Regions from separate parts of the Homo sapiens genome. Here region 2 is linked to region 1. Evidence: read pairs that join two places in POLR2A ChIA-PET (ENCODE). Cell type or tissue: endothelial cell of umbilical vein. All regions are shown on one strand. Links, peaks and the distances in the headings refer to the core of each region. The heading gives the core; the rest is flanking DNA. Region 1 overlaps TMPRSS9 (transmembrane serine protease 9). Region 2 has its middle 11 kb from the start of TLE6.

The links. Peaks named below come from ENCODE experiments on the same cell type or tissue, not always from the same donor. Only the 100,000 strongest peaks of a DNase experiment are listed, where the experiment ranks them.
Region 2: POLR2A ChIA-PET joins it to region 1 with 8 read pairs; 3 of 35 experiments call an interaction of 5 or more read pairs at or near these places.

Annotation. Positions count from the first base shown.
Region 1 is chr19:2,403,502-2,413,743 of GRCh38, reverse strand. It overlaps TMPRSS9 (transmembrane serine protease 9), which reads right to left. Exons shown (of 19, transcript NM_001395513.1): 8 at 8,199-8,370; 9 at 5,114-5,388; 10 at 3,350-3,486; 11 at 1-44. Among named protein-coding and RNA genes, the nearest start is that of TIMM13, 19 kb to the left of the region's middle. In endothelial cell of umbilical vein, for the core only: no CTCF peak of the experiment used is centred there; no DNase peak of the experiment used is centred there.
Region 2 is chr19:2,958,036-2,974,218 of GRCh38, reverse strand. No RefSeq gene overlaps it. Among named protein-coding and RNA genes, the nearest start is that of TLE6, 11 kb to the left of the region's middle. In endothelial cell of umbilical vein, for the core only: no CTCF peak of the experiment used is centred there; a DNase peak (open chromatin) is centred at 2,058; H3K27ac peaks cover 2,500 bases.

The DNA of each region.
Region 1 (10,242 bases), core at 7,687-10,186:
CGGCCAGAGGGCTCCTCGCAGACCAGGGGTCCTCCTGAGTCACCCTAGGAAACCAACACACACCCTCAGGATGGGTCGGCAGCAGCCAGTCCAGACACCAGTGCTACGAGGCCCAAGAAGGAGCTCTGAGCTGGGACAGCCAGGACCTCTCTCCACACAAGCTCACAGAGCACCTGGGGCTGATCATTGACATCTCAGAACCTGTTTCCTCTTCTGTGGAGGAAAAAAAACAAAACCCAAGACAGTTGGACTATAGGATCTCTAAGATGTCTTTCAGTCCTACCTCTGGCAGGCCAAAACGTGACCCAAATAAATAACATCCCCTCCTCTTCTTAACTCAGTAGATCTTTGATAATGTCACCACTTGCTTAGGCTGGCAGTATGGCTGCCACGCGGGTGCCTCCATATATCTCACTGGTAGCTGCAGCATTGCTCCCAAAGTGCTCATCTGCTGTCACTCGTCCGGCCTCACCATTTTTTACCTTCCCATATCCAGTTCACCCTGACCCTTACGTTCTGTGTATCGTTTTTTTGTTTGTTTTTGTTTTTGAGATAGAGTTTTGCTCTGTTGCCCAGGCTGGAGTGCAATGGCGTGATCTCGGCTCACTGCAACCTCCTCCTCCCAGGTTCAAGCAATTCTCCTGCCTCAGCCTCCCAAGTAGCTGTGATTATAGGCACGCATCACCACGCCCGGCTAATTTCTTGTATTTTTAGTAGAGACGGGGTTTCACCATGTTGGCCAGGCTGGTCTTGAACTCCTGACCTTAAGTGATCTGCCCACCTCAGCCTCCCAAAGTGCTGGGATGACAGGCGTGAGCCACCGTGCCTGGCCGACTCTTACATTCTTAAACATGAGCCCTCTCATTAGTTCCTAGCATTTTCTCCAGATTCTGGTTTCAATATGGCAATCTAAGCACATGTAGCAGTCTCTCCCATCTTTTCCTCACCCACCAGGCCTTAGAAACAAGAGCAAAGGTATGCACAAGAAAGACAGGAATCCACAGCCATGCTAAAAAAATTAGGCAGGAGAGATCCCTGGTTGTGGACCAGAAACCATGAAGACTCACGAGAGGCTGACAGAGGAAGTGGCAGCCCAGCCCATGTGCAGAAGCTCAAGACACAAGAGAAAGCTTTCTCAAGAGGACCTGGGTTGGTTGGGGTAGAAAAGGGATTTGGGCAACCACAAAGGATAAATGAGACCAGGAGGTCTTTGGTCCCTTGAAAGGGTACATAGAATCCAAGAACACAAACTGTTAATGTCCCTCGCCAAGAGAAAGTGAATAGCAAATATAAGATCACGGCAAGAATTGAGCGACATTTTTAAATTTTCAATTTTGTTTGAGACGGCGTCTCACTCTGTCACTCAGGCTAGAGTACAGTGGCGTGATCTTGGCTTACTGCAACCTCCACCTCCTGGGCTCAAATAATCCTCCCACCTCAGCCTCTCAAGTAGCTGGGACTACAGGCATGCACCACCAAACCCAGCTAATTTTTGTTTTTGTTTTTGTTTTTGTAGAGACAAAAGTTTTGCTATGTTGCCCTAACTGGTCTCAAACTCCTGGCCTCAAGCGACCTGGCTGCCTCAGCCTCCCAAAGTACTGGGATTACAGGTGTGAGCCACTGCACCCAGCTTTTCATTCTTAAGCACCAGTTGAGGGATTCCAATCTCCATGAAATAAAGACACTCAGTTACAACAGAATAACTTACGTTTGCCTGAAATACAGTTAACCACAAATATAGAATATAGAAGAAACATAACGGATTAAATTACGATCCTCAGAGAAAAAGAAAGAAATGGTATCCACGAAACAAGAACAGGACACTGCAAACAAGACCAGGTGGCTGAAAGAAGAAAGAATGAGACACCTTGAAAACAAAAATTATAATTGTCGGCCGGGCCTGGTGGCTCACACCTGTAATCCTAGCACTTTGGGAGGACAAGGTGGGCAGATCACCTGAAGCCAGGATTTCGAGACCAGCCTGGCCAACATGGCGAAACCCTGTCTTTACTAAAAGTATAAAAATTATCCAGGCGTGGTGGTGGGCACCTGTTATTCCAGCTACTCGGGAGGCTGAGGCATGAGAACCACTTGAAACTGGGAGGTGAGCCAAGATGGTGCCACTGCACTCCAGCCTGGGTGACAGAGCGAGACAGTGTCTTAATTAAAAATACAAAAATTAGCTAGGTGTGGTGGCGCATGCCTATAATCACAGCTACTCTGGAGGCTGAGGCAGGAGACTCGCTTGAACCTGGGAGGCGGAGGTTGCAGTGAGCTGAGATCACACCACTGCACTCCAGCCTGGGTGACAGAGTGAGACTCCATCTCAAAAAAAAAAAAAAAGAAGAAGAAGAAAAAGAAGGTTCCAGGTATACAGCAGAAGCAGCTTTGGATGACCCCTGATTTTCTCTTTTTTTTTTTTTTTTTTTTTTTTTTTTTTTTTTGAGACAGAGTCTTGCTTTGTCGCCCAGGCTGGAGTGCAATGGCGTGATCTCAGCTCACTGCAACCTCCAGCTCCCAGGTTCAGATGATTCTCCTGCCTCAGCCACCCGAGGAGCTGGGATTACAGGCACCTGCCACCACGCCAGGCTAATTTTTGTATTTTTAGTAGAGACAAGGTTTCGCCATGTTGCTCAGGCTGGTCTCAAACTCCTGACCTCAAGTGATCCACCCGCCTTGGCCTCGCATAGTGCTGGGATTACAGGCGTGAGCCACCGTGCCCAGCCCTGGAACCTTCTTGAGTTGAGCCTGCAGCTCACTCATGGCCCAGCTGACCACCCAGGGGCAAAAGTCCACGGGGTTCCCATAGACCAACCCTTCCCATACAGACGGAGAGAATCTGATGCCCAGGGTATGTGCTGGCATCATTCATACAAGAGGTGTTTCTTGGGTGCCACGTTGTATCAGGCCCAGTGCTGGGAACAGTGTCTGTGTCCCCACACAAGTCCCGGTTTGGAGGGCAGCTGGGGGGGATTTACACAGGGACCCCATCATAGCCAGGGAGATTACTCAGGGACCCCAGGCTCTGTGGCACGCACCTGGGGCCCACTGGAAGGGAGCAGGGAGCCATGGAGGGCAGAGGAGGGATTGAAGTCAGGTTAGAGCTTCTGGAAGATCCTCTAAGCAGCACCTGCCTCTCAATCCCAACTGCTTTAAAATTCCTCAAGAACGGGCATCCAGATATCTGTGAATCGCCCAGCATTTGAACACGCTCGTGTCTGTGTTTTTCTGGGGTCTGGGGCGTTGGGGGCTCACAGCGGGCATCCAGATATCTGTGAATTGCTCAGCATTTGAACATGCTCGTGTCTATTTCTGTGTTTTTCTGGGGTCTGGGGCATCGGGGGCTCACCTGGCAGGAGTCCACCTTCCCGTCCAGGTAGCCAGCGCACACCATCCTGTCAGTGAGTGAATGGCCGTACAAGCTGGCACACAGTGCCTGGTCCAGCAGCTCCACAGTGGCTTTCTGCAGCACCTCTGGCTTGACCACTGGCCGAATGGGGAGAGAAAAGCAGGGTGAGAGTGCCGGAGCCCTGGCAGCCACTTTGAGCTGGGAGGCTGAAGGACAGCTCCTCTCCAAGCCTCCCTCAGTTTCCCCAGCTCCAAGCATGGCCACCTACAACACATGGCTCTGAAACTACAAAAGGTAAACACCCCACCTGGTAACACTCTCTGCCTGGACAAGGAAGAGGCATCAGACTTAACACCCCCAGCCCGAGGTCCTCATCTCCCTTCCGCAAGCTCCACCCCTCAGCATTCCCCATCTCAGGGATCTCAGGCCCCTCATTCCAGGTCCACAGTCCTCAAATTCCAAGTTGGCCTCAGGTCAGCCCCCAAATATACACAGAATCAGCCCCTGTCTCACGCCCATCCTTGCCCGGGTCATTATAGCTGTTCCCCACTCACTTCTCTTACTCTGGTCCCACCCCACTGAAATCCATTCCCAACCCGGCAGCCAGCACCACCCTTGCTAAATATTAAATCAGTCACATCAACCCCTGCCCTGCTGTCCTCCCACCCCAGGGCCTTTGCACATGCTGTTCCCGCTGTCTGAAATGCTTGTCCCTGCAGAATTTGCCTGACTTGCTCCTTCATCTCCTCTCTCCAGGAGGCATCTCCTGACCTCCCTATTTAAAGCTGCAGCTGCCACCCCCACCTTATTTTTCTCCACTGGATTCATTTCCCTCTGTCAGTCATCTTGTGGCTGATTGACAACCCCCTGGAACTACACCACCCAATATAGTAGCCACTGGCCACAGGTGACTATTTAGATGTGCATTTTAGTACATTAAGATCAATTTTTTTGGCCGGGTGAGGTGGCTCACACCTGTAATCCCAACACTTTGGGAAGCTGAGGCAGGAAGATCACGAGGTCAGGAGATCAAGACCAGCCCGGCCAACACGGTGAAACTTTGTCTCTACTAAAAAATACAAAAATAAAGTTGCCGGGTGTGGTGGTGCATGCCTATAGTCCCAGCTACTCAGAGGCTGAGGCAAGAGAATCGCTTGAACCCGGAGGCGGAGGCTGCAGTGAGCAGAGATCGCACCACTGCACTCCAGCCTGGGCAACAAGAGCAAAACTCCATCTCAAAAAAAAAAAAAAAAAATCGCAGTAGCATCGATGATGGGTTATAAATATATCTTAGCAAGCAGTGGAATTCGTGAATACAGAATCAGAGAATAATGCAGACCCACTGTGTTTTTCTGCATCATCATTATTATTATTATTATTATTATTATTATTATTATTATTATTTTGAGATGGAGCCTCCCACTGTCACCCAGGCTGGAGTCCAGTGGTGCGATCTTGGCTCAGTGCAACCTCCATCTCCTGGGTTCAAGCAATTCTCCTGCCTTAGCCTCCTGAGTAGCTGGAATTATAGGCACGCACCACCATGCCTGGCTAATTTTGTGTGTGTGTGTGTGTATTTTTTAGTAGAGACGGGTTTTCACTATGTTGGCCAGGCTGGTCTCAAACGCCTGACCTCGTGATCCACCCGCCTCGGCCTCCCAAAGTGCTGGGATGACAGGCGTGAGCCACCTCACCTGGCCCTTTTCTGCGTTATTTGCCCGCCTGCCTGCCTGAGCTCACTTGCAGGCCGAGGAAGATGCTTACGGAAGTCCTCCTTGAGGTAGCCCCAGCCTGAGATCAGGCACTTCTTGCTGGGTGGGAAGATGTGTGTGGCAGCCGGGAGGCACACGGGCTGGATGTGCCGGCCGAAAGGCAGAGGGCTGGTCAGCTCCAGCACAGCCACGTCAAAGTCGGCCGTGTCCGCGTTGTACAGGGGGTGCTTGACGATCTGGACCACCTGGGCCCGCACGGTGCTGGCCTCCGAGCCGCTGAGGTAGGTCGCACCCACGTAGGCCACCCACTTCGTCGGGTCTTGGAACCTGCAGGAGCAAACCCCAGCTCAGAAGCCACCGAGGGTCAGAGCCGTCGGGGGAGGCAGACGGGACACTCGCCTTGGGTGCAAAATGTAAGGGGTATCCCCCCACATTAATATTTATGAATAGTATTTATAAAAATCAGGCCAGACACAGTGGCTCATGCCTGTAATCCCACACTTTTGGAGGCTGAAGCGGGAGGATCACCTGAGCCCAGGAGTTCAAGACGAGCCTGGGCAACATAGCGAAACACAGTCTTTAAAAACAACAACAAAAAACAGGCCAGGTGCGGTGGCTCATGCCTGTAATCCCAGCACTTTGGGAGGCTGAGGCGGGAGGATCACGAAGGCAGGAATTCAAGACCAGCCTGGCCAAGATGGTGAAACCCCATCTCTACTAAAAATACAAAAATTAGCCGGGCATAGTGATGGGCGCCTGTAATCCCAGCCACTCAGGAGGCTGAGGCAGAGAATTGCTTGAACCCGGGAGGTGGAGGTTGCAGTGAGCTGATATTGTGCCACTGCACTCCAGCCTGGGCGACAGAGCAAGACTCTGTCTCAGAAAAAATATATATATATTAGCGGGGTGTGGCGATGTGCACCTGTGGTTTCAGCTCCTCAGGAGGCTGAGGTAGGAGGATTGCCTGAGCCTGGGAGGTTGAGGCTGTCATGAGCTATAGTGAGCTATCACTGCGCCACTGCACTCCAGCCTGGGCAACAGGTAACCTGTCTCAAAAAAAAAAAAAAAAAAAAAGAAAAGAAAAGAAAAAAATCACAGGTGCAGGAGAATGCATGATGCATGAAGTATCAACATTTTTGTTTTGTTTTGTTTTTTTGAGACAGAGTCTCGCTCTGTCTCCCAGACTGGAGTGCAGTGGCGTGATCTCAGCTCACTGCAACTTCCACCTCCCGGGTTCAAGTGATCCTCGTGCCTCAGCCTCCCAAGTAACTGGGATGACAGGTTTGCGCCCCCTATGCCCGACTAATTTTTTTGTGTGTTTTTAGTAGAGACAAGCTTTCACCATGTTGGCCAGGCTGGTCTCAAACTCCTGACCTCAAGTGATCCCCCCACCTCAGCCTCCCAAAGTGCTGGGATTACACTCATGAGCCACAAGCTCACTATAGCCTGTCCAAGTATCAACATTTTAAACAAAGACAGGATGAGACAGAGTTGGGATTAGGGTGAGGGGAGCCAGCCATGAGCCTTGGGCACAAAATTTAAAGAGTTGCCAAAAATCTCAGCCATCAAGATAAATGATATCGAGCCGGGTGCAGTGGCTCACACATGTAATCCCAGCACTTTGGGAGGCAGAGACGGGCAGATCACTTGAGGCCAGGAGTTCAAGACCAGCCTGGCCAACATGGCAAAACCACGTCTCTACTAAAAATACAAAAATTAGCCAGCCATGGTGGCGGGTGCCTGTAATCCCAGCTACTCGGGAGGCTGAGGCAGGAGAATCGCTTGATCCCGGGAGGTGGAGCTTACAGAGAGCCAAAACTGCACCACTGTACTCCAGCAGGGCGACAGAGTGAGACTCTGTCTCAAAAAAAAAAAAAGGATAATATCACGACAGAATATTTTAAAAAATCAAAGTGAATGCAAAAAATGTCCACAATGAGCAAAACATCAACAAAATGTCATTGGTCACCGAGAAATCCAAGTCAAAACCACAGGGAGATGCTACTTCACACCCACTGGCATGGCTACTCTCAAAAGAACAGCAAGTGGGCCAGGCACGGTGGCTCACGCCTGTAATCCCAGCACTTTGGGAGGCTGAGGTGGGCGGATCACCTGAGGACAGGAGTTCGAGACCAGCCTGGCCAACATGGCGAAAACCCATCTCTACTAATTATACAAAAAAAAAAAAATTAGCCAGGCATGGTGGCGTGCACCTGTAGTCCCAGCTACTTGGGAGGCTGAGGCAAGAGAATTGCTTTATCCCAGGAGGTGGAGGTTGCAGTGAGCTGAGATCGCACCACTGCACTCCAGCCAGGGCGACAGACTGAGACTCTGTCTCAAAAGAAAAAATAAAATAAAATAAAGAGGCCGGGCGCAGTGGCTCACGCCTGTAATCCCAGCGCTTTGGGAGGCCGAGGTGGGCGGATCACGAGGTCAGGAGATCGAGACCATCCTGACTAACATGGTGAAACCCCGACTCTACTAAAAATACAAAAAAAAATTAAATTAGCTGGGCGTGGTGGCGGGCGCCTGTATTCCCAGCTACTCGGGAGGCTGAGGCAGGAGAATGGCGTGAACCCGGGAGGCGGAGCTTGCAGTGAGCCGAGATCACGCCACTGCACTCCAGCCTGGGTGACAGAGCGAGACTCCATCTCAAAAAAAAAAAAAAGAAAGAAAGAAAGAAAAGAGGCCGGGCACGATGGCTCACACCTGTAATCCCAGCACTTTGGGAGGCCAAGGCAGGCAGATCACAAGGTCAGGAGATTGAGACCATCCTGGCTAACACGGTGAAACCCCGTCTCTACTAAAAATACAACAGGCGTGGTGGCGGGCGCCTGTAGTCCCAGCTACTCGGGAGGCTGAGGCAGGAGAATGGCGTGAACCCAGGAGGCGGAGCTTGCAGTGAGCCAAGATCGCGTCACTGCACTCCAGCCTGGACAACAGAGCGAGATTCTGTCTCAAAAAAAAAAAAAAAAAGAATGCCCTCAGATTCAACAACAGCAAAAGCAAGAAAGAAAGGAAAAGAAAAAATTACTTCCAGGGGCTCTAAGGAAACCAGAAGTGACGTCCCCAGTGCACGAGGGAAGGCAGGAGAAATACAGAGGGTTCGGGTTTGGTGCTTTGGGATGGGGGCTTACTCATTGAAGCAGTGAGCAGCAGACACCAGCCACCTGGCGTTGATGATGGCGGCCCCACAGAAGTGCTCCTTGTTCTCTCGAAGGCTGGCTTGCCACGGAAACTCCCCCGGGGATGCTTCCATGCCGCCCACGATCCTGCCGGCCATCCTCCAGGCAGGCTGCAAGCCACACTCTGCAAGACAGCAGGTCACCAGCCATGACCCCACGAAGGCAGGACCTCACCCTGAACTCCCAGAACATGCATCTCTGAGTCTCTCGTCTACAGTCCCTAAGTTCAAAGAGATGCTTGGGGGCCCCTCCTTGGCTTCCCTGACTCTTCTGGGGTCTCCCCATCCCTTCCTCTTCAACTCCTCGGCTGCCCCATCCTGGCACGTAGGTCAAGCATTCAAGGTCACGTGCACCAGTGAGTGGCAGAGAAAGGTCTCTATCTTAGCTGTGGGTAAGGGGCGATGACCCCACGTACATGTTTGTATAGGATATTGTGTCTGTCTGCTTATTTAGTCTACTTTTATGTCCTTCACAAAATTTTGTAATTCTATAATTATATATAATAATTATCATCACAGGCATGGCACGTTTGTAAGTTTAGTCTTTGATTTTTTTTTTTTTTTTTTGAGATGGAGTCTCGCTCTGTTGTCCAGGCTGGAGTGCAGTGGCGTGATCTCAACTCACTGCAAGCTCTGCCTCCCGGGTTCAAGGGATTCTCCTACCTCAGCCTCCTGAGTAGCTGGGATTACAGGCACCCGCCACCACACCTGGCTAATTTTTTGTACTTTTAGTAGAGCCGGGGTTTCACCAAATTGACCAGGCTGGTCTCGAACTCCTGACATCAAGTGATCTGCCTGCCTCGGCGTCCCAAAGTGCTGGGATTACAGGCCTGAGCCACGGCATCAGGCCTAGTCTTGATATTTTTTGTCACTACTGATCATGAAAGATATTTTTTCCTTTGTATCTTCTATCTTATTATTACTGTATAAAGCAAAATGACAGCTTTTTTTTTTTTGAGACAGAGTTTTGCTCTGTAGCTCAGGCTGGAGTACAGTGGCGTGATCTTGGCTCACTGTAACCTCCACCTCCCAGGTTCAAGGGATTCTCCTGCCTCAGCCTCCCAAAGTGCTGGGATTACAGGCGTGACCCACTGCACCCAGCCTTTATTCTAAATAGCTTTTTAGTCAATTTCTTGATTCATTTTATTTTACTCTTTCAGCTTCTCTCCTTCTGTTTGGATATTGATTTATTTTAGACAGACAATGATTTCAAATGAATTAAGATTTTCCTCTTCCTTTTCAATACTTAAACTGCTGTCCTTACCTTATTGCATGGGCTAGTATTTTTATAGAAACATTGGCTACTCTTCCAGCATTTTATTTATTTTTGAGACAAGGTCTCACTCTATTATCCAGGCTGGACAGTGCAGTAGTGCAATCATAGCTCACTGCAGCCTCAATCTACTGGGCTCAAGCAATCCTTCCACCTCAGCCTCCTGAGTAGCTGGGGCCACAGGCGCCCACCACCACGCTGGCTAATTTTTTTTTCTTTTTTTTTTTTTTTTTTGAGACAGAGTCTCGCTCTGTTGCCAGGCTGGAGTGCAGTGGCGTGATCTTGGCTCACTGCAAGCTCCACCTCCCGGGTTCACGCCATTCTCCTGCCTCAGCCTCCCAAATAGCTGGGACTACAGGCGCCCGCCACCACGCCCGGCTAATTTTTTGTATTTTTAGTAGAGAGGGGGTTTCACCGTGTTAGCCACGATGGTCTCGATCTCCTGACCTCGTGATCTACCTGCCTCAGCCTCCCAAAGTGCTGGGATTACAGGTGTGAGCCACCGTGCCTGGCCAATTTTTTTTTTTTTTTAGTAGAGATGGGGTCTCACTATATTGTCCAGGCTGGTCTGAAACTCCTGGCCTCAAGTGATCCTCCTGCCTTGGCCTCCCAAAGTGCTGGGATGACAGGTGTGAGCCACCGCACCCTGCTAATCTCTTACGGCATTTTAATTGTCTCTTTCCGTTGCTCACATCCCTGTGGCCACGCCCCACTGCTTATAGGA
Region 2 (16,183 bases), core at 603-3,102, 570 kb before region 1:
CTCTCTGTCCCTCAGGCTGGAGTGCAGTGGCGCGATCTTGTCTCACTGCATCCTCCACCTCCCAGGTTCAAGCGATTCTCCTGCCTCAGCCTCCCAAGTAGCTGGGACTACAGGCGCCCGCCACCACACCCGCCTAATTTTTGTATTTTTAATAGAGATGGAGTTTCACCATATTGGCCGGATCGGTCTCAAACTCCTGATCTTGTGATCCACCTGCCTTGGTCTCCCAAAGTGCTGGGATTACAGGTGTGAGCCACCACGCCTGGCTATTATTATTATTTTTTTGTGACAGAGTCTTGCTCTGTCGCCCAGGCTGGAGTGCAGTGGCACGATCTTGGCTCACTGCAACCTTTGCCTCCTGGGTTCAAGCGATTCTTCTACCTCAGCCTCCTGAGTAGCTTGGATGACAGGCGCCCGCCACCACACCACCTCCAGCTAATGTTGTATTTTTAGTAGAGATGGAGTTTCACCATGTTGGCCAGGATGGTCTCAAACTCCTGACCTCAAGTGATCCACTCATCTCGGCCTCCTAAAGTGCTGGGATTACAGGCGTGAGCCACTGCACCCAGCTGCATAATTAAAGTGTGTTTTATTTATGGTCCAGCCTCCTAATATGGGCTTTGCTTTTTCCCCTCCCTCTGATTGTAGACTTTCAGCTGGGCACGTTGCTTTATCCAAGACTCACAGGGTTGTCTCACAGGGTATCCAGTAAGCACATGTGGCTATTTAAGTTAAAATTAATTAAAATGAAATACAATTTAAAATTCCATTCCTCAGGCACCCTGCCCGCATGTCAGGCGCTCAGTCGTCACTGGCGTCTGGGGGTCACCGTACTGGACAGCGAAGATCTAGAACATTCTGTCATCACAGAAAGTCCCAGTGGACAGCACTGATTGGAGGCTCCTAGGAAAGAGAAATTCCTCCAGGGTCCATGTAGAAATCGGAAGCACATTTTCAGTAGTCATTCCATTTCTACTCTTTTTTTTTTTTGAGAAGGGGTCTCACTCTGTTGCTCAGGCAGGAGTGCAATGGTGCAACCTCAGCTCACTGCAACCTCCACCTCCCGGGTTCAAGCGATTCTTCTGCCTCAGCCTCCTGAGTGGCTGGTATTACAGGCACGTGCCACCACACTCGGCTAATTTTTGTATTTTTAGTAGAGACAGGGTTTCATCATGTTGGCCAGGCTGGTCTCGAACTCCTGACTTCAGGGGATCCACCCCCACCTCGTTCTCCCAAAGTGTTGAGATTACAGGCCTGAGCCTTTTTTTTTTTTTTTTTTTTTGAGACAGGATCTCACTCTTGCTCAGGCTGGAGTGCGGTGGCACAATCTTGGCTCCCTGCAGTCCCAACCTCCTGGGCTCAAGCAGTCCTCCCGTCTCAGCCTCCCAAATAGGTGGGACCACAGGTGCTTGCCACCCAGCACACCCAGCTCATTTTTGTATTTTGTAGGGACAAGGTCTTCCTGTGTTGCCCAGGCTGGTTTTGAACTCCTGGGCTCAAGCGATTCTCCTGCCTCAGTCTCCTAAAGTGCTGGGATTACAGGGGTGAGCCACAGAGACTGGTCCATTCTGTTTCCCCCTGCCTTTTTTTTTTTTTTTTTTCCGAGATGGAGTCTCGCTCTATCACCCAGGCTGGGGTGCAGTGGTGTGATCTTGGCTCACTGCACCCTCTGCCTCCCAGGTTCAAGCAATCCTTCTGCCTCAGCCTCCTGAGTAGCTGGGATTACAGGTGTGCGCCACCATGCCCAGCTAATTTTTGTATTTTTAGTAGAGACAGGGTTTTGTATTTTTAGTAGAGACAGGGTTTCACCATGTTGGTCAGGCTGGTCTCGAACTCCTGACCTTGTGATCTGCCCACCTTGGCCTCCCAAAGTGCTGGGATTACAGGCGTGAGCCACCAGCGTGGCCCATTTCTCCCTGATTTAAAACCCCCGTGAGTGGGGTTGGAGGGAATTCCCTGGAGTGTGGTCACCCTGGGTCCTTCCCTTTGGCTGTGCCCTGGCCACTCCAGCCCAGCCAGCAGGGAGCAATTTCCCTTGACCCCTCAGGGAGGAGACAGATGACACAGCAGACAGGAAGGAAGGAAGCCAATATTTCCTCCTTGTTCTTGGCTTTTGAGTTGTTTGGTTGACTTGGAAACTCAAAGTCTAGAAGGTTTGAGACAAAAGGCATTTGCATTCCAAATACTTTGGAGTTTTTGTTTTACACAAGCAAACTACCTTGCTGGGTGCCGTGGTTCATGTCTGCAATGCCAGCACTTTGGAAGGCCAAGGCAGGACGATCGCTTGAGCCTAGGACTTCAAGACCAGCCTGGGCAACAAAGTGAGACCCCATTTCTATAAAAAATAAAAAATTAGCCAGGCACGGTGGCACACACCTGTCGTCCCAGTTGCTCGGGAGGCTGAGGTGGGAGGATCACTTGAGCCTGGGAAGTTGAGCCTGCTCTGAACCGAGACTGTACCACTGCACTCCAGCCTGGGCAACAGAGCAAGACCCTGTGTCGAAAAAAGAATTGCGGCCAGGCGCAGTGACCCATGCCTATAATCCCAGCACTTCGGGAGGCTGAGGCGGGTGGATCACCTGAGGTCAGGAGTTTGAGACCAGTCTGGCCAATATGATGAAACCCCACCTCTACTAAAAACTCAAAAATTAGCGGGGCACGGTGGCAAATGCCTGTAATCCCAGCTACTCAGGAGCCTGAGGCAGGAGAATCTCTTGAACCCGGGAGGCAGGGGTTGCAGTGAGCCAAGATTGTGCCACTGCACTCCAGCCTGGGAAAGAAAGAAAGAAAAAAGAGAATTGCTTGAGTAGATCCTGAATTCCAGCAGAACAGCTGACACCAGCTAGTGTGAAGGCCCCCAGAGAGGAGCAGGATGAGCATGAGAACATAGCTTCTCCCTCCCCCGTCCCAGAACTTCACCCTGCACTCTTCAACCAGTCAACAGGCGCCACACTCCAAAACTTTTTTTGTTCGTTTGTATGTTTCAGACAGAGTTTCATTCTGTCCCCCAGGCTGGAGTGTAGCGGCATGATCTCATCTCACTGCAACCTCTGCCTCCCAGGTTCAAGCAATTCTCCTGCCTCAGCCTCCCGAGTAGCTGGGATTATAGGCACTTGCCACCATGCCCGGCTAATTTTTGTATTTTTAGTTGGTGGGGGGGAGTCTCACCATGTTGGCCAGGCTGGTCTCGAACTCCTGACCTCAGGTGATCTGTCTGCCTCAGCTTCCCAAAGTGCTGGGATTACAGGCGTGAGCCACCATCCCTGGCTTTTTTTTTTTTTTTTTTTTTTTGAGACGGAGTCTCGCTCTGTCACCCAGGCTGGAGTGCAGTGGCGCCATCTCGGCTTACTGCAACCTTTTGTCTCCCGGTTTCAAGCGACTCTCCTGTTTCAGCCTCTCAAGTAGCTGGGATTGCAGGTGCCCGCCACCACGCCCAGCTAATTTTTGTATTTTAAGTAGGGACGGGGTTTTCCCATGTTGGGCAGGCTGGTCTCCAGCTCCTGACCTCAGGTGATCCGATCCACCCACCTCGGCCTCCCAGAATGCTAGGATTACAGCCGCAGGCCACCATGCCTGGCCCTGTTCTTGTTTTTTTAGAGATGGAGTCTTGCTCTATTGCTCTGGTTGGAGTGCAGTGGTGCAATCATAGCTCACTCAGCTGTGACCTCCTGGGTTCAAGCGATCCTCCCACCTCAGCCTTTTGAGTAGCTGGGACTACAGGCGTACACCACCATGCCTGGCTAATTTTTAAATTTTCTGTAGAGATGAGGTCTGGCTATGTTGCCCAAGCCAGTCTTATACAGCTGGGCTCAAGCAATCCTCCTGCCAGGGCCTCCCAAATTGTTGGCATTACAGGAATGAGCCTGGCCTGCTTAAGCAATTCTTAAACAGAAGTATTTTGCTTCTAACGTCAGAGATGGTATCTATGTGGTGCAAATGGTCAGTGTCTAGTGCAATGTGCTTTTCTGTTACAAGGAAGCAGGTCAGAGTGCAGCCAGATTAATGCTTCATTTTAATTTTAATTTTTTATTTTTTGAGATGGAGTTTCGCTCTTTTTGCCCAGGCTGGAGTGCAGTGGTGCAGTCTCGACTCACTGCAACCTCCACCTCCCGGGTTCAAGCAATTCTCCTGCATCAGCCTCCCTAGTAGCTGGGATTACAGGCGCCCGCCACCACGCCCGGCTAATTTTTTGTCCTTTTAGTAAAGACAGGGTTTCACCATGTTGGTCAGGGTGGTCTCGAACTCCTGACCTCAGGTGATCCACCTGCCTCGGCCTCCCAAAGTGCTAAGATTACAGGCGTGAGCCACCAGGCCCAGCCTAATGCTTAATTATAACTATATGTCTGTACATAATTCTTTTTTTTTTTTTTTTTTTGAGATGGAGTCTCGCTCTGTCACCCAGGCTAGAGTGCATTGGCACAATCTCGGCTCACTGCAACCTCCACCTCCCAGGTTCAAGGAATTCTCCTGCCTCAGCCTCCTAAGTAGCTGGGACTACAGGCGCCTGCCACCACGCCTGGCTAATTTTTTTTTATTTTTAGTAGAAACGGGGTTTCACCATCTTGGCCAGGCTGGTCTCGAACTCCTGACCTTGTGATCCACCCGCCTCGGCCTCCCAAAGTGCTGGGATTACAGGCGTGAGCCACCGCTCCCGGCCAATCTGTACAGAATTCTTGTTAACCCTGTGAGGACAGCTTCACCCCCACCCTCAGGCTCCACACCAACCCCCTGTCACAGGAAGAGTGAGTTTGTGGAAGTGGCTAGGATTGATGAGGTTTGCCTCCTGCCACCTGGTAGAAAGAAGCTGATATTTGTTTTCTGTAGCTGCTGTAACAGATGACTGCAAACCAGGTGGCTTCAGACAACAGAAATGTATTTTCGCACAGTGACGGAGGCCAGAATCGAGGTGTGGGGAGGGCCACTGTGCTCCCTCTGAAGGCTCCAGGGGAGGGTCCTCCCTGCCTCTTCCAGTTTCTGGTGGCGGCCAGCAGGCTTTGGTGTGACTTGGCTTCACTCCAATTTCTGCTTCCATCACTGCTTGGCTTTCTTCCCTGTTTGTCTCTGTGTCTGTGTCCAAATTTCCCTCTCCTGATAAGAACGCCAATTATTAGATTTAGGAGCTGCCTTGAGAATCGCTTGAACCCGGGAGGCGGAGGTTGCAGTGAGCCGAGGTGGCGCCACTGCACTCCAGCCTGGGTGAGGGAGTGAGACCCTGTCTCAAAAAAAACAAAAAACAACAACAACAACAACAAAAAAACAACAGATTTAGAAGCTGTCTTAATCCAATGTGACCTCATCTTAACTAATCTTTTTTTTTTTTTTGACTCGGAGTCTTGCTCTGTCGCCAGGCTGGAGTGCAGCGATGTGATCTCGGCTCGCTGCAACCTCCGCCTCCCAGGTTCAAGCGATTCTCCTGCCTCAACCTCCCCAGTAGCTGGGACTACAGGCGCCCGCCACCACCACGCCCAACTAATTTTTGTATTTTTAGTAGAGATGGGGTTTCACTCTGTTGGCCAGGATGGTCTCCATCTGTTGCCCTTGTGGTCTGCCTGCGTTGGCCTCCCAAAGTGCTGGGACTCCAGGTGTGTGCCACCATGCCCGTCTAATTTTTGTATTTTTTTGCCGAGGGGAGTGTTGGCGTGTTGCCCAGTCTGGTCTCAAGCTCCTGGCCTCACGTGATCCACCCACCTTGGCCTCCCAAAGTGCTGGGAGTACAGGAGTGAGCCACTGCATTCGGCCATAACTAATCATATCTGCAATGACCCTATTTCCAAATAAGGTCGCATTCCCAGGTACAGGGGATGGAGGGGGCTTTTGGACTTCAACAGATATTTTTGGGGGACAAAGTTCTACCCACTACAAGGCTCAAAAAAGAAACTGTCAACCTAAATAACAAACAAGGAGAAGCTCTCTAAAACAAAAGGATATTTATTTGGAAATAGGGCTTTGCAGTGCTATAGTAAGTAAGCTATGCACATACTGAGGGAGGTAATAGAAGACAAAGATTTCTAAAGGAGAATTGAGGAAGATGACGTAACTATTTTGAGGTAATTATCCTTCGCTACAAGGATCAATAACAACGGTAGGCCAGGCACGGTGGCTGACGCGTGTAATCCCAGCACTTTGGGAGGTTGAGGTGGGCAGATCACCTGAGGCCAGGAGTTCAAGATCAGCCTGGCCAACATGGAGAAACCCCATCTCTGCTAAAAATACAAAAATTAACCGGGCATGCTGGCGCCTGCCTGTAATCCTAGCTACTTGGGAGGCTGAAGCACAAGAATCACTTGAACCCAGGAGGCGGAGGTTGCAGTGAGCTGAGATCACACCACTGCACTCCAGCCTGGACGACAGAGTGAGACCCTGTCTCAAACAAACAAACAAACAAAAAACAAGGATAAAGCTGGTCTTGTTGAAAAGATGTCCTGTAGAATAAGGTTGTGACGGGAAGTTTGATGCGGCCAGGCGTGGTGGTTTACGCCTGTAATCCCAGCACTTTGAGAGGCTGAGGCAGGCGGATCACGAGGTCAGGAGATCCAGACCATCCTGGCTAACACAGTGAAACCCCGTCTCTACTAAAAATTTAAAAAATCAGGGCTGGGCGCGGTGGCTCACACCTTTAATCACAGCACTTTGGGAGGCCGAGGTGGGCGGATCACGAGGTCAGGAGATCGAGACCATCCTGGCTAACACGGTGAAACCCTGTCTCTACTAAAAATACAAAAAAAATTAGCCGGGCGTGGTGGTGGGCGCCTGTAGTCCCAACTACTCAGGAGGCTGAGGCAGGAGAATGGCGTGAACCCAGGAGGCAGAGCTTGCAGTGAGCCGAGATCCTGCCACTGCACTCCAGCCTGGGCAACAGAGCGAGACTCCATCTCCAAAAAAAAAAAAAAAATCAGCCGGCATGGTGGCGGGTGCCTGTAGTCCCAGCTACTCGGGAGGCTGAGGCAGGAGAGTGGCAGACGGAGCTTGCAGTGAGCCAAGATTGCGCCACTGCACTCTAGCCTGGGTGACAGAGCGAGACTCCATCTCAAAAAACAAAAAGAAAAAAGGAAGTTTGATGCAAATTTTTGGGGTTTGCAGCCTTTTATTTTTTTCTTTTATTTTTTTGAGACAGGGTCTCATGCTATTGCTCAGGTTGGAGTGCAGTGGCCCCATCATGGCTCACTGTTGCCTCAACCTACGAGGCTTAAGTCATCCTCCCACCTTAGCCTTCTGAGTAGCTGGGACTACAGGCATGTGCCACCACGCCTGGCTATTTTTTATTTTTTATTGTTTTGTAGAGGCAGAGTCTGGCTGTGTTGCTCCGGCTGGCCTCAAACTCCTAGGCTCAAGTGATCCTCCTGTCTCGGCCTCCCAAAGTGCTGGGATTACAGGTGTGAGCCCCGTGCCCGGCATGCAGTCTTTTGTGATATTTTCTTGTTATCAGGCATCCATGCATGAGAACGCACTATTCAAAGCTGTCCCTGGCTCTATTTGTCACTTTGCTGTTGTTGTTGTTTTTTTGTTTTTAGACAGAGTTTCACCTTGTCACCCGGGCTGGAGTACAGTGGCGCGATCTCGGATCACTGCAACCTCTGCCTCCTGGGTTCAAGTAATTCTCATGCCTCAGTCTCCTGTGTAGCTGGAATTATAGACACCCGTCACCACGCCCAGCTGATTTTTTTTGTAGTTTAGTAGAGACTGGATTTCACCATGTTGCCCAGGCTGGTCTTGAACTCCTGAGCTCAGGCAATCTGCCAATCTCTGCCGCCCGAAGTGCTAGGATTACAGGCATGAGCCACTGCACCTGGCGTCACTTTTTTTTTTTTTTTTTGAGACGGAGTCTCGTTTCGTCGCCCCAGCTGGAATGCAGTGGCACAATCTCGGCTCACTGCAAGCTCCGCCTCCCGGGTTCACACCATTCTCCTGCCTCAGCCCCCCAGTAGCTGGGACAACAGGTGCCCGCTGCCACGCCCGGCTAATTTTTTGTATTTTTAGTAGAGATGGGGTTTCACCGTGTTAGCCAGGATGGTCTTGATCTCCTGACCTTGTGATCCGCCTGCCTCGGCCTCCCAATGTGTTGAGATTACAGGCGTGAGCCACCGCGCCCGGCCTTTTTTTTTTTTTTTTTTTTTTTTTTTAACACAAGTCACTCCATTTTGATTCTGACAACTTTCTTTTTTTTTTTTTTCTTTCATACGGAGTCTCGCTCTGTCTTCCAGGCTGGAGTGCAATGGCATGATCTCGGCTCACTGCAACCTCCGCCTGCCGGGTTCAAGCGATTCTCCTGCCTCAGCCTCGCAAGTAGCTGGGACTACGGGTGCACTTCACCACACCTGGCTAATTTTTGTATTTTTAATAGAGACGGGTTTCACCGTGTTAGGATGGTCTCGATCTCTTGACCTCATGATCCACCCGCCTCGACCTCCCAAAGTGCTGGGATGACAGGTGTGAGCCACCGCACCCAGCCTGATTCTGACGACTTTCATATGAGTAACTATAACAACTCAATGTTTTCATCAACCACTAAATCCCATTTTACATAGGAGGAAATTAAGTCCCAGAGAAGCTAAGTGACCTACTTAGGACCACACAGTTGCTAAGTAAACTAGGATTTTATCCCAGGCAGTCTTGCTCCAGGAGGTATTCCCATAACCCTTACGCCATCATAGAGAGATCCAGTTAGGATCTGCTCAGGTAGTGGCATTAGACTGGACCTCCTCATGAACCCAAGCTTGGAGGAAGGGGCATCCACATCCACTCCAAAAGTGGGTTTTGAGGGCCAGGCACGGTGGCTCACGCCTGTAATCCCAGCACTTTGGGAGGCCGAGGTGGGCGGATCACCTGAGGTCAGGATTTCAAGACCAGCTGAGTCAACATGATGGAACCTCGTCTCTACTAAAAATGAAAAAACTAGCTGGGTGTAGTGGCGCGCACTTGTAATCCCACCTACTCGGGAGGCTGAGGCAGGAGAATCACTTGAACCCGGGAGGCGGAGGCTGCAGTGAGCCGAGCTCCCACCACTGTACTCCAGCCCGGGTGACAGAGTGAGACTCCACCTCAAAAAAAAAAAAAAAAAAAAAAGAAGTGGGTTTTGAATCTCCTGGACCTGGCTTTCCTCTCAAAAGAAATCCAGAGACATTAGTTAGCTATTGCTGTGTAACAAATTGCCCCTAAACTTGCTGGGCCATTTACACGAATTGTTGAAACAATCAACATTTATTATCTCACAGTTTCTGATGGTCCAGAATCAGGGGGCAGCTTTGTTGGTTCAACATAGGGTCACTGATGAATAATTATTCATGTTCAAGCCTCTATTTTTTTTTTTTTTTTTGAGACAGGGACTGAGACTCACAGGCTAAGTGCAGTAGGGTGATCACAGCTAACTGCAGCCTCAAACTTCCAGGCCCGAGCGATCCTCTGGCCTCAGCCTCCTGCGTAACTGGAACTACAGTCCCCTGCCACCACGCCCAGGTAATTTTTGTTTGTTTTTGCAGAGACAGGGTCTCCCTATATTGCACAAGCTGGTCTCGAACTCCTGGGTGTTTGAGTCTTTCTTTATCCCCTCTTCAATCGAACACCCTCTGTCATCCAGAATTCAATTAACAAATCTCTTCTCAGTGATGTTTCTCTTATTGTATTTATTTATTTATTTATTTATTTATTTTGAGACCCAGGGTCTCTCTCTTTTGCCCAGGCTGGAGCGCAGTGGTGTGATCTTGGCTCACTGCAACCTCTGCCTCCTGGGTTCAAGTGATTATCCTGCCTCAGCCTCCTGAGTAGCTGAGATTACAGGGGCGCACTATCATGCCCAGCTAATTTTTGTTTTGTTTAGTTTTGTTTTTGAGATGGAGTCTCGCTCTGTCGCCCAGGCTGGAGTGCAGTGGCGCAATCTCGGCTCACTGCAAGCTCCGCCTCCTGGATTCACGCCATTCTCCTGCCTCAGCCTCCCAAGTAGCTGGGACTACAGGCACCTGCCACCATGCCCGGCTAATTTTTTTTTTTTTTTGTATTTTTAGTAGAGACGGGGTTTCACCGTGTTAGCCAGGATGGTCTCGATCTCCTGACCTCATGATCCGCCTGCCTCGGCCTCCCTAAGTGCTGGGATTACAGGCATGAGCCATCACGCCCAGTCTACTTTTTTTTTTAGTAGAGATGGGGTTTTGCCATGTTGGCCAGGCTGGTCTCAAACTCCTGACCTCAGGTGATCCCCCTGCCTCAGCCTCCCAAAGTGCTGGGATTACAGGTGTGAACCATCGCACCCAGCAGACACTTCTCTGATTTAAATCACTCCATCTTTCCCGAGTTTTCCTAATCGTCCCACCACCCTGTGATATTTTCTTGTTTGTTTCATTCTTCCTTGTCTGTCCTGGACGGGCTCTGTAAATTATTGCTAGAAGGAGATGACTGAGTGGGGAGAACTTTTTTTTTTTTTTAAGATGGAGTCTCGCTCTGTCGCCCAAGCTGGAGTTCAGTGGCGTGATCTCGGCTCACTGCAGTCTCCGTCTCCCAGGTTCAAGCAATTGCCCTGCCTCAGCCTCCTGAGTAGCTGGGATTACAGGTGCGCGCCACCATGCCCGGCTAATTTTTGTATTTTTAGTAGAGACAGGGTTTCACCATGTTGGCCAGCCTGTGCTTGAACTCCTGACCTCAAGTGATCCACCCGCCTCAGCCTCCCAAAGTGCTGGGATTACAGGAGTGAGCCACCGTGCCTGGCCAGAGTGGGGAGCACTTTAACCCACCCACATGCATGTTTTTTGGTGTCTGCTTTCCTTGGATGTCTCAGTTGCGAGGGTCCACGCTAGCTTTGCCCCTATGGCATGCCTGGGCCTGATGGGGCCCTGCACTTCCTCTGGACACTGGTTCCCATCAAGGCCAGTTATGGTAGCTCACACCCTCAGTCCCAGCTACTCTGGAGGCTGTGGCAGGAGGCTTGCTTGAGCCTAGGAGTTCGAGACCAGCTGGGCAACATAGCAAGATCCCATCTCTACAAAAAATAAATAAATAAAAAACAAAAAAAGAAAGTAAAGGATTGGAGTCTTTTGAAGGTCAAGCTGTGGATCGTAGTTTACATTTTACCCTTTAAGAACCATCCCCTCGGGCCAGGTGCAGTGGCTCAAGCCTGTAATCCCAGCACTTTGGGAGGCTGACGCTTGCAAATCACCTGAGGTCGGAATTTCGAGACCAGCCTGGCCAACATGGTGAAACCCCATCTCTACTAAAAATACAAAAATGAGCCAGGCATGGTGGTGCATGTCAGTAATCCAAGCTCCTTGGGAGGCTGAGGCAGGAGAATCGCTTGGACTTGGAAGGTGGAGGTTGCAGTGAGCCAAGATTGCACCACCACACTCCAGCCTGGGTGACAGAGGGAGACTCTGTCTCAAAAAAAAAAAAAAAAAAAGAAGGCCAGGCGCGGTGGCTCACGCCTGTCATCCCAGCACTTTGGGAGGCTGAGGCGGGTGGATCACCTAAGGTCAGGAATTCAAGCCCAGCCTGACCAACAAGGTGAAACCCTGTCTCTACTAAAAATACAAAAATTAGCTGGGCGTGGTGGTGGGCACCTGTAGTCCCAGCCACTCGGGAGGCTGAGACAGGAGAATTTCTTGAACCCAGGAGGCGGAGGCTGCAGTGAGCCGAGATCATGCCACTGTACTCCAACCTGGGCGATGGAGTGAGACTCCATTTAAAAAAAAAAAAAAAAAAGAAGAGAACCATCTCTTCCGGGCTTGGAGAGGGGATGTGGCTTCTCCTGGTTCCGTGGTCAAGAGACTCAACTCCCCCAGCTAATTGGTATAAATTTAGAACTGAGTGTGGCCACAGTTAGTTAAACAAGGCATTTTAGGCTATTGAGGGGAAATTCCCAGCTGCCCAATTCTTCATTCCAATCAGGACTCCTAAGTGAAAGGGATGGGTTCATCCCATTGAGACTCTCAAGGCAGGGAGGGGCTGTTCTGAATTGAACTTATGGTCTCTGCTACCCCCTACAGGTCAAATGTTATATGAGCGCTTCGTTGACGTAATTTACATAAGATGACGTCATACATTTAAAGCATATTGTTCAATGACTTTTAGCAAATGTGTCCAACTGCACAACCATAACCACAATCCAATTTTAGAAAATTTCCATCACTAGGCCGGGTGTGGTGGCTCACGCCTGGAATCTCAGCACTTTGGGAGATCGAGGCGGGCGGATCACGAGGTCAGGAGATCAAGGCCATCCCGGCTAACAGGGTGAAACCCCCGTCTCTACTAAAAATACAAAAAAATAAGCCGGGTGTGGTGGCGGGCGCCTGTAGTCCCAGCTACTCGGGAGGCTGGGGCAGGAGAATGGCGTGAACCCAGGAGGCGGAGCTTGCAATGAGCTGAGATGGCGCCACTGCACTCCAGCCTGGGCGACAGAATCCGTATCAAAAAAAGAAAGAAAGAAAGAAGGAAATTTCCCTCATCAGAAGAATGTTCCTCTTGTCTGTTTGTTGTTGTTTTCAGACGAAGTCTCGCTCTGTCGCCCAGGCTGGAGTGCAGTGGTGCGATCTTGGCTCACTGCAACCTCCGCATCCCGGGTTCAAGTAATTCTCCTGCCTCAGCCTCCTGAGCAGCTGGGATTACAGACAGGCGCCACCATGCCCGGATAATTTTTGTATTTTTAGTAGAGACAGGGTTTCACCATGTTGGTCAGGCTGGTCTCGAACTCCTGATCCGCCCGTCTCGGCCTCCCAAAGTGCTGGGATGACAGGCATGAGCCACCACGGCCGGCCTCTTCTGTTTTTGTTTCTCTTTTTGCAAAGATGGGGTCTCGCTGTGTTGCTCAGAGTGGCCTTGAACTCCTGGCCTCAAGCGATCCTCCCACCTCAGCCTCCCAAAGACTTTCATATCTTTAAGTCAGTGGTTCTTAAATTTGAGTGTGCATCACAATTACCTGGGGCGGGGGGTGTTAAAACTCAGATTGTGGACCCCCAACCTAAGACTTTTTCAGGCAGCAAATCTGGGCCTGGGGCCTGAAAACGTGCATTCCTAGCAAGCTCCCAGGTGACAATGCTGCTGCCGCCACTCAGGGAACCACGGTTTGAGAACCGCTACTCTCTTTTTTTTTTTTTTTTTGAGACGGAGTCTCGCTGTCTCCCAGGCTGGAGTGCAGTGGCGCGATCTCGGCTCACTGCAAGCTCCGCCTCCCGGGTTCACGCCATTCTCCTGCCTCAGCCTCCCAAGTAGCTGGGACTACAGGCGCCCGCCACCAGGCTCGGCTAATTTTTTTATGTTTTTAGTAGAGACGGGGTTTCACCGTGTTAGCCAGGATGGTCTAGATCTCCTGAGCTCATGATCCGCCCGCCTCAGCCACCCAAAGTGCTGGGATTACAGGCGTGAGCCACCGCGCCCGGCCAAGAACTGCTACTCTCAATACTAAAGCTCAGGCCGGGCACGGTGACTCTCGCCTGTAATCCCAGCACTTTGGGTGGCTGAGGCAGGAGGATCACTTGAGCCCAGGAGTGGCCAACATGGTGATCAGCCTGGCCAACACGGTGAAACCCACCTTTACTAAAAATATAAAAATTAGGGCCGGGCACGGTGGCTCACGCCTGTAATCCCAGCACTTTGGGAGGCGGAGGCAGGCGGATCATCTGAGGTCAGGAGTTCGAGACCAGCCTGGCCAACATGGCGAAACCCCGTCTCTACTAAAAATAAAAAAATTAGCCGGGAGTGATGGCGCGCACCTCTAATCCCAGCTACTCGGGAGGCTGAGGCAGGAAAATTGCTTGAACCCGGGAGTCGGAGGTTGCAGTGAGCCGAGATCGTGCCACTGCATTCCAACTTGGGTGACAAGAGCAAGACTCCATCTCAAAACGAAACAAAACAAAAATTAGCCGGGCATGGTCGCGCATGCCTGTAATCCCAGGTAGTCAACAGGCTGAGGCAGGACAATCTCTTGAAACTGGGAGGCTGAGGTTGCAGTGAGCCAAGATTGTGTCACTGCACTCCAGCCTGGGTTACAGAGCGAGACCTTGTCTAAAAAAAAAAAAAAAAAAAAAAAAAAAAAAACTAAAGCTCAGCGTTCTATTTTTGGATTTGCAATGGTGATTTTTGATTCCATGCAATAATAGAGGACGGAGCTTTGCTACACCCCCACCCTGCCCCCCATCTCGCTGCCCGCTCTCTGTCTTCTTATTTGAGACAGGGTCTTGCTCTGTTGCCCAGGCTGGAGTGCAGTGGCACGATCATAGCTCACTGCAGCCTCAACCTCCCAGGTTCAAGCAGTCCTCCTGCCTCAGCCCTGCCCAAGTAGCTGGAACAACAGGTGTGTACCACCATGCTCCCCTAATTTTTGTATTTTTTGTAGAGACTCAAAAAAAAAGTTAGGTAAGATCCCGTCCCTCCTCTGCTGATACTCATCCTATGGCCCCACTCACTCAGAGGCAAAACTGAAATCTTTGGAATGGCTTTTGAAGGGCCCTTGGGATCTTTTCTTTTCCTTTCTTTCTTTCTACAGAGTCTCGCTCTTGTCACCCAGGCTGGAGTGCAGTGGCACTATCTCAGCTCACTGCAACCTCTGCCTCCTGGGATCAAGTGATTCTCCTGCCTCAGCCCCCTGAGTAGCTGGGATTACAGGCACTCGCCACCACACCCAGCTAATTTTTGTATTTTTAGTAGAGATGGGTTTCACCATGTTGGCCAGGCTGGTCTTGAACTCCTGACCTCAGGTGATCCGTCTGCCTCGGCCTCCGAAAGTGCTGGGATTACAGGTGTGAGTTATCGCGTCTGGCCTGCTTGCTTGCTTGCTTGCCTGCCTGCCTGCCTGCCTGCCTCCCTCCCTCCCTCCCTCCCTTCCTTCCTTCCTTCCTTTCCTTCTTTCTTTCTTTTATTTCTTTTTCCTTCCTTCCTTCTTTCTTTTTTCTTTTCTTCCTTTTTTTTTTGACACAGGATCTTGCTCTGTTGCTGTGTTGTGGAGGCTGGAGTGCAGTGGTGCAATCATAACTCACTGCGACCTCCGCCTTCTGGGCTCAAGAGATCCTCCCACCTCAGCCTTCCAAAGTGCTGAGATTATAGGCATGAACCACTGCACCCAGCCGGGCTCAATTTTTGCACCAATCCTATCTTCAGCCCTGGAGTCAGTTGGGCATCTTATTAAGTATGCGGATTTCTGACCCCAGCGTTGGGCTTCTAGCTCAGCAGACTGGGGAGTAGAACCTGGGGGATCCCTAGGAGACTAACATCTTTTTAGGGAGCTTCCTGATGGGTTTGGGGGATGGGAGCGTTAGAGGGAGGTGGGTGTGATTGTAGAAGGATCCAAGGGGACATCCTTGTGGTGCGGACAAAGTTCTGTACCTTGACTGTGATGGATACACAGACTTACCCAGGTTAACTTCACACACACACACACAGACACACACACACACACACACACACACACAAGTAAAATGGGGCCATGGGAAGAAGATGGATAGATTTTAACAGCGTCAATATCAGGGATGTGGTAATGTACTTTAGTTTTCCAAATGTCACCATTGGAGGAATCTAGGCCAAGTATAGAAAAGATGTCTGTACAGCAAGACTCTGTTTCAAAAAAAAAAAAGAAAAGATCTGTCTGTATTTTTATCATTATTATTTATTATTATTATTATTTGAGACTGAGTCTCGCTCTGTCCTCCAGGCTGGAGTGTAGTGGCATGATCTCTGCTCACTGCAAACTTCGCCTCCCAGGTTCAAGCAATTCTCCTGCCTCAGCCTCCTGAGTAGCTGGCATTACAGGCGCCCGCCACCACGCCTGGCTAATTTTTTTTTTTTTTTTGTATTTTTTGTAGAGACAGGGTTTTGCCATGTTGGCCAGGCTGCTCTCAAACTCCTGACCTCAGGTGATCCACCTGCCTCAGCTCCCCAAAGTGCTGAGATTACAGGAGTGAGCCACCGTGCCCGGCCAATGTCTGTGTTATTTCTTAGAACTGCATATGATTCTACAATTATCTCAATAACAATTTCAGTGAAAAAAAGAGACAAGCTAATAGAAATGTAAGAAAACCATGTTATGATGAGAATACCAATAGCGTTAGAAACCAGAAAAGAAAAATAAACGGATACATTGTCTGCAGATTGCAAGCAATGGTCATTTGGAGCTAAATGAATGAATTTTCCCTGTCATTGTCCAATTACAATGCTTTTACCACGATAAATTTAAGAATAACATCCAGGATTAAATACAAAAAGCAAAGAGCTT